Regions from separate parts of the Homo sapiens genome. Here region 2 is linked to region 1. The links are chromatin contacts, found by Hi-C or POLR2A ChIA-PET in ENCODE. All regions are on one chromosome and are shown on one strand. Each heading gives the region's core, a stretch centred on a gene start or an enhancer-like site at or near the end of the contact. The rest is flanking DNA. Distances are from core to core; before and after follow the strand shown.

Region 1 (4,662 bases), core at 994-3,493:
TTCCGGGTGGGCGTGGGCTTGGCGGGCCCCGCACTCGGAGCAGCCGGCCAGCCCTGCTGGCCCCTGGCAATGAGGGACTTAGCACCCGGGCCAGCAGCTGCGGAGGGTGTACTGGGTCCCCCAGCAGTGCCAGCCCACCAGCGCTGCGCTCGATTTCTCACCGAGCCTTAGCTGCCTTCCCGCGGGGCAGGGCTGGGGACCTGCAGCCCGCCATGCCTAAGCCTCCCACCCACTCCAAGGGCTCCTGTGCGGCCCGAGCCTCCTCGACGAGCACCACCCCCTGCTCCACGGCGCCCAGTCCCATCGACCACCCAAGGGCTGAGGAATGCAAGCGCACCGTGCGGGACTGGTAGGCAGCTCCACCTGCAGCCCCGGTGCGGGATCCACTAAGTGAAGCCAGCTGGGCTCCTGAGTCTGGTGGGGACGTGGAGAGTCTTTATGTCTAGCTCAGGGATTGTAAACACACCAATCAGCACCTTGTGCCTAGCTCAGGGTTTGTGAGTGCACCAATCCACACTCTATCTAGCTGCTCTGGTGGGGCCTTGGAGAACCTTTATGTCTAGCTCAGGGATTGTAAATACACCAATCGGCACTCTGTATCTAGCTCAAGGTTTGTAAACACACCAATCAGCACCCTGTGTTTAGCTCAAGGTTTGTGAATGCACCAATCTACACTCTGTATCTAGCTGCTCTGGTGGGGCCTTGGAGAACCTTTGTGTCCATACTGTGTATCTAACTAATCTGATGGGGACTTGGAGAACCTTTGTGTCTAGCTCAGGGATTGCAAACGCACCAATCAGCACCCTGTCAAAACAGACCACTCGGCTCTACCAATCAGCAGGATGTGGGTGGGGCCAGATAAGAGAATAAAAGCAGGCTGCCCGAGCCAGCAGTGGCAACCCAGTCGGGTTCTCTTCCACACTGCTAAAGCTTTGTTCTTTTGCTCTGCAATAAATCTTGCTACTGCTCACTCTTTGGGTCCATAGTGCTTTTATGAGCTGTAACACTCACTGTGAAGGTCTACAGCTTCACTCCTGAAGCCAGCAAGACCAAAAGCCCACCGGGAGAAACAAACAACTCCAGACGTGCCGCCTTAAGAGCTATAACACTGACCGCAAAGCTCTGTAGCTTCACTCCTGAGCCAGCGAGACCACGAACCCACCAGAAGGAAAAAACTCCGGACACGTCCGAACATCAGAAGGAACAAACTCCAGACGCGCCACCTTAAGAGCTGTAACACTCACCGCGAGGGTCCACAGTTTCATTCTTGAAGTCAGTGAGATCAAGAACCCACCAATTCCGGACACAAAACTTGCTTAATTACAGAAAATATGAAAAGTATATAAAAGCAGGGTCTCACTCTGTCGTCCAGGCTGGAGTGCAGTGGTGTGATCACGGCTCACTGCGACCTCAAACTCCTGGTCTCACACGATCCTCCTGCCTCGCCTCCGAAAACTCTAGTTTTACAGATATGAACCATAGCGCTAGCTCTTACTGTCTTTCTTCAACACGTCCTCCCATCCTTCCCTCCTTTCTCCACTCTGCATTTGACCCCGGTGTATTCCAGCCTCCAGGCCAACACACGTGACCACGTCTGCCTGGGGCAGTTGAAGTAAAGGACGCGAGGCGGCGCTGTCACCGCATTCTGTGAACCGCAGCGCTCTGGGTCCCTCCCGCTGGTCTAGTATCATTTCAGTGAACGTCACTCTACATTTTTTGTGTGTGTGTGAGATGGAGTCTCTGTCGCCCAGGCTGGAGTGCAGTGGCGCGATCTCGGCTCCCTGCAAGCTCCGCCTCCCGCGTTCAAGCCATTTTTCTGCCTCAGCCTCCGAGTAGCTGGGACTACAGGCGCCTACGACCACACCCGGCTAATTTTTGTATTTCTAGTAGAGAAGGGGCTTCACCATGTTGGCCAAGCTGGTCTCGAACTCCTGACCTCAAGTGATCCGCCCGCCATGGTCTCCCAAAGTGCCGGGATTACAGACGTGAGCCACCGCGCTCGGCTGTCACTGCAGACTTTGATGGGGGCCACACTCGGGGTATAAATTAGGATCCTCACTGAAAGGGCGGGACCATGGAGGCTTTTTCTTGGCCCCTTAGTTGTGGGTTTTCCTCTGGGCGGCGAAGCCAGTTTCCATCAGAACTGCCCAGAGGCGGGCGCTGCCTTCCTGGGGTGACGCAGCAGCAGGAAGAGTTTCCGGATCCTGGAATCCGTGGGCGGCCCGTGGGAGGGGCTGAGGCTCATTTCTCTACTCACCTGTCTCCGAATCCGTCGTGGTGTTTCAAGCGAGTCAAGATTCCAGATCGCGCCCCAGGCTGGACTCGGAATTACTGCCCCGCGGGTCTGCATTTTCACAGCGGCAGGTGTGAGTTCCCCGCCGCTGGAGACCAGAAGCCTGAAGGCAGCTCCGCCCACCCCAGCCCACAGCGCCGTTATTCCGTTTCTATATCAGTAAACACTTGTCATTTTCCGTAGACCAGGGCGGGGTGACGGGTGATCCCAGTCCTCGCAGTGAACTCTGGGGCGCAGAATTCAAAACGCTTGCGGTCGCCGAGCGCAGCCCCGCCCTGGGTTATGTAAGTGACAGCGCTGGGCCGTTTCTCTTTTTTTTCCGGACCCCGCAGTGGCGCCTAAAGTCTGCAAGGAGGAGGTCGCCTCTGTGCTGTGGGTCCAGGAATCTAAGGCGAGTGCTGAGGGAGAAAATGTAGTTGATGGGGCAGAGCAGAAGGGGCTGTAGGTGGGTTGGAGGGGGAGGGGAACGGGCAGCCAGGCCTGGACCCTGGGGAGTGACTCACCCGGAGCCGAAGACCATCTCAGCTTTCCCTAGCCCAGAAAGGGTGGGACTGGCTTTATTTCTGCCTGCCATCACCTCAAAATGCCGTGGGACAAATCTTACATATTATTATTGTTATTTATTTATGTATTTTATTTTTTTTGAGACAGTCTTGGTCTGTCACCCAGACTGGAGTGCAGTGGCGCCATCTGGGCTCACTGCAACCCCCACCCCCCCGGGTTCAAGCAATTCTTCCTGCCTCAGCCTCCCAAGTAGCTGCGATTACAGGCACCCCCCACCACGCCCGGCTGATTTTTATATTTTTAGTAGAGACGGGGTTTTGCCATGTTGTCCAGGCTAGTCTCGAACTCCTGACCTTAGGTGATCCACCCGCCTCGGCCTCCCAAAGTGCTGGGATTACAGGTGTAAGCCACCGCGCCTGGCCGGGAAATATCTCTTACAGAAATAAAGGCAGTTGGCTGGGTGTGGTGGCTCACCTGTAATCCTAGCACTTTGGGAGGGTGAGGCAGGCAGATGGTTTGAGCCTAGGAGTTTAAGACCAGCCTGGGCAAAATGGTGAAACCCCTTCTCCACCAGAAATACAAAAAATTAGCCGGGTGAGGTGGCTCATGCCTGTAGTCCCAGCTACTCCGGAAGCTGAGGTGGGAGGATCACCTGAGCCTGGGGAGGTCGCGGCTGCAGTGAGCCATGATTAACCCACAACTGCACTCCGCCTGGGTGACAGAGTGAGGCCCTGTGTCAAAAAATAAGAAAGAAAGAAGAGAGAGAGAGAGGAAGGGAGGGAGGGAGGGAGTTGAGGTTCAGAATATGTAACAGTGTTTATTGCTATACTCCATTCAATGGACTATGGACTATTATGCAGTGATTTAAAAGTAGGAGTTTGGGCTCACACCTGTAATCTCAGCATTTGGGAGGCTGAGGTGGGCGGATCACTTGAGGTCAGGAGTTCGAAACCAGCCTGGTCAACATGGTGAAACCTCGTTTCTACTAAAAATACAAAAATTACCCTGGCATGGTGGCACACGCCTGTAATCTCAGTTACTTGGGAGGCTGAGGCAGGAGAATCACTTGAACTTGGGAGATGGAGGTTGCAGTGAGCTGAGATTGCATCACTGCACTCCAGCCTGGGGGACAAGAGCAAAACTCCGTCTCAAAAAAAAAAAAGATATTTCCCACCTTGGATTGCTGGGTCGGGGGGTGGTGGGTATTTTCATTCATAATTGTCAGATTACTTTCATAAACAATGGAAACAGTTTCAGGCTCCTCAGCTTCTCACCTCCAAAATGGGCCTTTTCCTGTATCATTAACAGTCCTCAATGTTCTGGCTAATCAACTGAGCGACTGTTTATAGATTTGCAGGCCATTTGGATTTACAATTAATCTTATTAATGAGGCTGAAATGTGAAGTTTATCTCAGCCTCAAAGAAGTAATTCAGCAAGGATCAGTGGTTTCACTTAACAGTCTGGCTCTGAGGCTGGCTGTGGCCCTGTTATCCATGGTGAGCACCATGGGAATGCAGGCAAGGGCTGTGAGAGGCTTGGAACAAGGCTCCACCCAGGAGAGATCTGGGTGGGCGTTGGTGACCAGTAGAACCTAGGTGTCCTGGGCCAGTGCCCTTGGAGACTAGTCTTCTTTACCCCAGGCATCTTCTTTATTCTGGAATGAGCCTGCCCATCCCTCAGGAAGACTGAAAGGAATTCGGTCAGAAGAATATTATTGACTTTTATCCAGACTTGATTTCAGTAGAGTTCTGGGACCTGCCATATCCTATGGGTGAGCTCTATCCAGGTCCCCTTCCCTGAATTACCTGTCCTCTCCCCACTGACTGGGATGACACCTAATTTTACAACCTGCTGTAGCATCTTT
Region 2 (2,712 bases), core at 1-2,500, 1.6 Mb after region 1:
GTGTGTCCTAAATCAATATCCACTTCCACTTTGTTGCAGAGTTGGCCTCCTGTGGAAAGGAGAGCCCAGCTCCCCAGATTCTGCCTGCTGGAGCGTATACACTCACTAATGTAGGACCCAGCTGAGGCCCGAGAATCCACTGCTGCAATCACTCCATGCTGGAACTTGAAGGCGAGCGTGGTGGTGCCATGGGCCATCTCAATCTGAACGTTCCTTTCTCCGTCCCCACCCAGGGACTGGAAGAATTCTGTGGGCTGATAAGAGAAAAGAGGTTGAGAAAGGCAATGAAAAATTCTGTAGTAAGAGGCTCCAGGAAAAGGTTTTAGGGAGTATGAGGGTGAGGAGATATGCAGAAATGATCTAACCATCAATAAATGAAACAGTTAATAACCAATCTCTAGAAGGAAATGGCTTGGGAGAAGGAAAAGAAGAGGCATGCCAGTATCAACCTTTTCCATTTTCCAGCACAACAGAAATGAAAGCAAGCACATGTTACCATTACTAAAAAATTTTGAGAGTGACTTAAAGGGTTTCTTCCATGCATAAAGCATTCAACCCTCACAAAACACGTTTAGTAACAGTATCCTCACTTTACAGAAGAGGGGCTTGGGACCTAGACTAAGTGACTTGTTCTAAGTCGCGCAACAGTGAGTTGCTGAGAGGAGGCCAGCAGGCAAATTTCATAGGTTTCCCAAGACACCACACACCTCCTATATCATGTGATAACCCCATGAAAAAGGCTCCACCATTTGTGTGTGGACAAGGGCAGGAAAGTTCTCTTGTCTTCCTTTGGGAGCCCCCACCTCACCTGTAACTCTTTGTCCTAACTTGCACTTCCTCCTCTCAGGCCCCATCCCCATGTGGCCTCTTCTTTGGGTCTGGCGCTCTCCGGGACTGAAGGCTACCCCCGACCCTGTACCCCGCGCTCCCGCTCTCGCCTCCTCCTCTCAGGCGACCCTCCACTCCTCAGCGCCCGCCTCCCTGCATCCCTAGGGGCTTCCCTACTGCCCCGACCTGCATTCCCCGGGGTAAAGCGAGCTCTGGAGATCGCATAGAGAAACTGTAGTGTCCTGGGTCCGAGCGACGCCCGCTTCCCGCAACCGGGAGAGCCGATTCCGGCCGCTGCCCTCGGGGGGCTCCGCATACATCTAGTAGCGCCATGACCGCCCAGCACCCAGAGATCTGTCCGCTCTCGGAGGAGGAAGTGAAAGCGAAAGCCACAGATCGAAGGGGAGGGAACAAGACTCTTTTCCACATCCCCCTGCCTTTTCCGAGAAAAGGACAGTTAGTGCCTGGACCAGGACCATCACACTGGGGACCGGCTTCTCTGCTCTCCCGTTATGGGGGTCGGGGGAATGATGGGTCAAGGGTCTTCCGAAGAAAGCGAGAAAGGAACAGGCGCCTTCAAAAGCCCACTTGGCGATGGGTTACAGTAAGAGGTACCTCCAGGCCCGGGCATCCGCTGGAAACAGGGGTGGGTAGGGTCGTGTCATCTAAAGGCGCAGCTTCAACCAGAAGACTAGAAGTCAGCCAGGAGCTGGGAGTAGTGTCACGCGGGGTGGGGGTTCCTATGAGCATCACTTTACAAAACCAGGAGGGACGGAAGTGCGAGGGGGCAGAGTCTTGGAAACAGGTCCTGGGCCAACTGCAACAGAATATACCCGCCGCGTGTAGGGGAAGGCGGCGCCAGGGAGAGGGCGCAGTCTCTGAATCTTTCCACGGGGTCCATCCTAGGGCCCCTCCAGGTTCAACGGTCTCCTAACCTGTAGTCACCCACAAGAGCGTGCCCTTTCTGCCCGCCCTTCCTAGCGTTGCTCCCTGCTTGGCTGAGCACTGCGGAGTTTCACGCCTCTAAACCCCGCCTCTTCTTGCAACCTGTGTTGGCCTCATCTACCCAGCAACTGTCGACGTCACACGACCTGGGCCTCCCTGAATGGGAGATATTTACTAGGCAATCCCGCCTACTGTTCTGAGGTTTCCCCTCCAGGTGCAGCTTCAGAGCCAGGCGAGCCAGGAAGGACCAGCGGGCGAGGTGGTGAGTTGTGAGGCGCGCCCAGTCCCTCTGTTCCCGCCTGGCACTTGCTCTGGCCGCGCCCGCCCCATCTGCCACTTCGGAGAGGCCACGGCTCTGAGCTGCGGCCGCTAGTGCCCTGATGGGCCCTGTGGCTGGGGTCTTGCACATTCTTGGGGGTGGGCCTAAGGGGATAGGGGAAGTGGAAGGGGCCTCATAGGAATTAAAAAGCTTAAGGGAAAAGGTGATGCAGTTAGGGGGTAAAACATTGAGGATGATAAAAGAGGAGACATCCGCAGCTGAAAAGTGCGCTGCAAAAGGCAGTGGGCCGTTTGGTGTGCCGGAAACATAAGAAACCACAGTACAAAACACCAATTTTATTATAAATATCAAGAACCTACAGGGTGTTTATGGGCCAGCATATGCCTTCAGTTATGTTGAAAATAGCTGATCATCTTTCCGTACATTCTGAACATTTCTCAGTTTCAGAGTGCTGGCCACACCAAAGCATCAGCCCTGGCTCTAAACTCCGTTACAGTAAGGAATTACAAATCCTGTGTTTGTACTCCAGGAAGTCTGCATTATCACGAGGAGCTTGGAAAGGAGGTAACACACTCAAGGCAAATTTCAAGTAACTCATCCTGGAGGCAGCTGCCTACTCTGCAGCTGTGGTTCTCCACCACAGAGAGAAGAAAAGGGAG

What was found. Hi-C counts contacts between places; a loop is a spot of excess contacts on that map. ChIA-PET counts read pairs that join two places held with the same protein, here RNA polymerase II (POLR2A). Pooled maps may share reads with other maps.
Region 2: a pooled map shows a loop between it and region 1 (6-fold over the local background). The contact joins the promoter of PSMB8-AS1 here to the promoter of HCG27 in region 1. A Hi-C loop is called at or near these places in 1 of 168 maps with a recorded cell type or tissue (ascending aorta) and 7 of 50 pooled maps. POLR2A ChIA-PET finds 5 or more read pairs at or near these places in 1 of 52 experiments (activated naive CD4-positive, alpha-beta T cell).

Annotation. Positions count from the first base shown.
Region 1 is chr6:31,195,517-31,200,178 of GRCh38, forward strand. HCG27 (HLA complex group 27) reads left to right here and starts at 2,244. Exons shown (of 2, transcript NR_026791.1): 1 at 2,244-2,366. RefSeq lists enhancers at 87-969, 3,107-3,990, 3,991-4,662.
Region 2 is chr6:32,842,836-32,845,547 of GRCh38, forward strand. PSMB8-AS1 (PSMB8 antisense RNA 1) reads left to right here and starts at 1,251. Exons shown (of 2, transcript NR_037176.1): 1 at 1,251-1,439; 2 at 2,583-2,712. PSMB8 (proteasome 20S subunit beta 8) reads right to left here and starts at 1,212. Exons shown (of 6, transcript NM_148919.4): 1 at 1,015-1,212; 2 at 107-254. The coding sequence starts at 1,161. It overlaps TAP1 (transporter 1, ATP binding cassette subfamily B member), which reads right to left. Exons shown (of 11, transcript NM_000593.6): 11 at 2,374-2,712.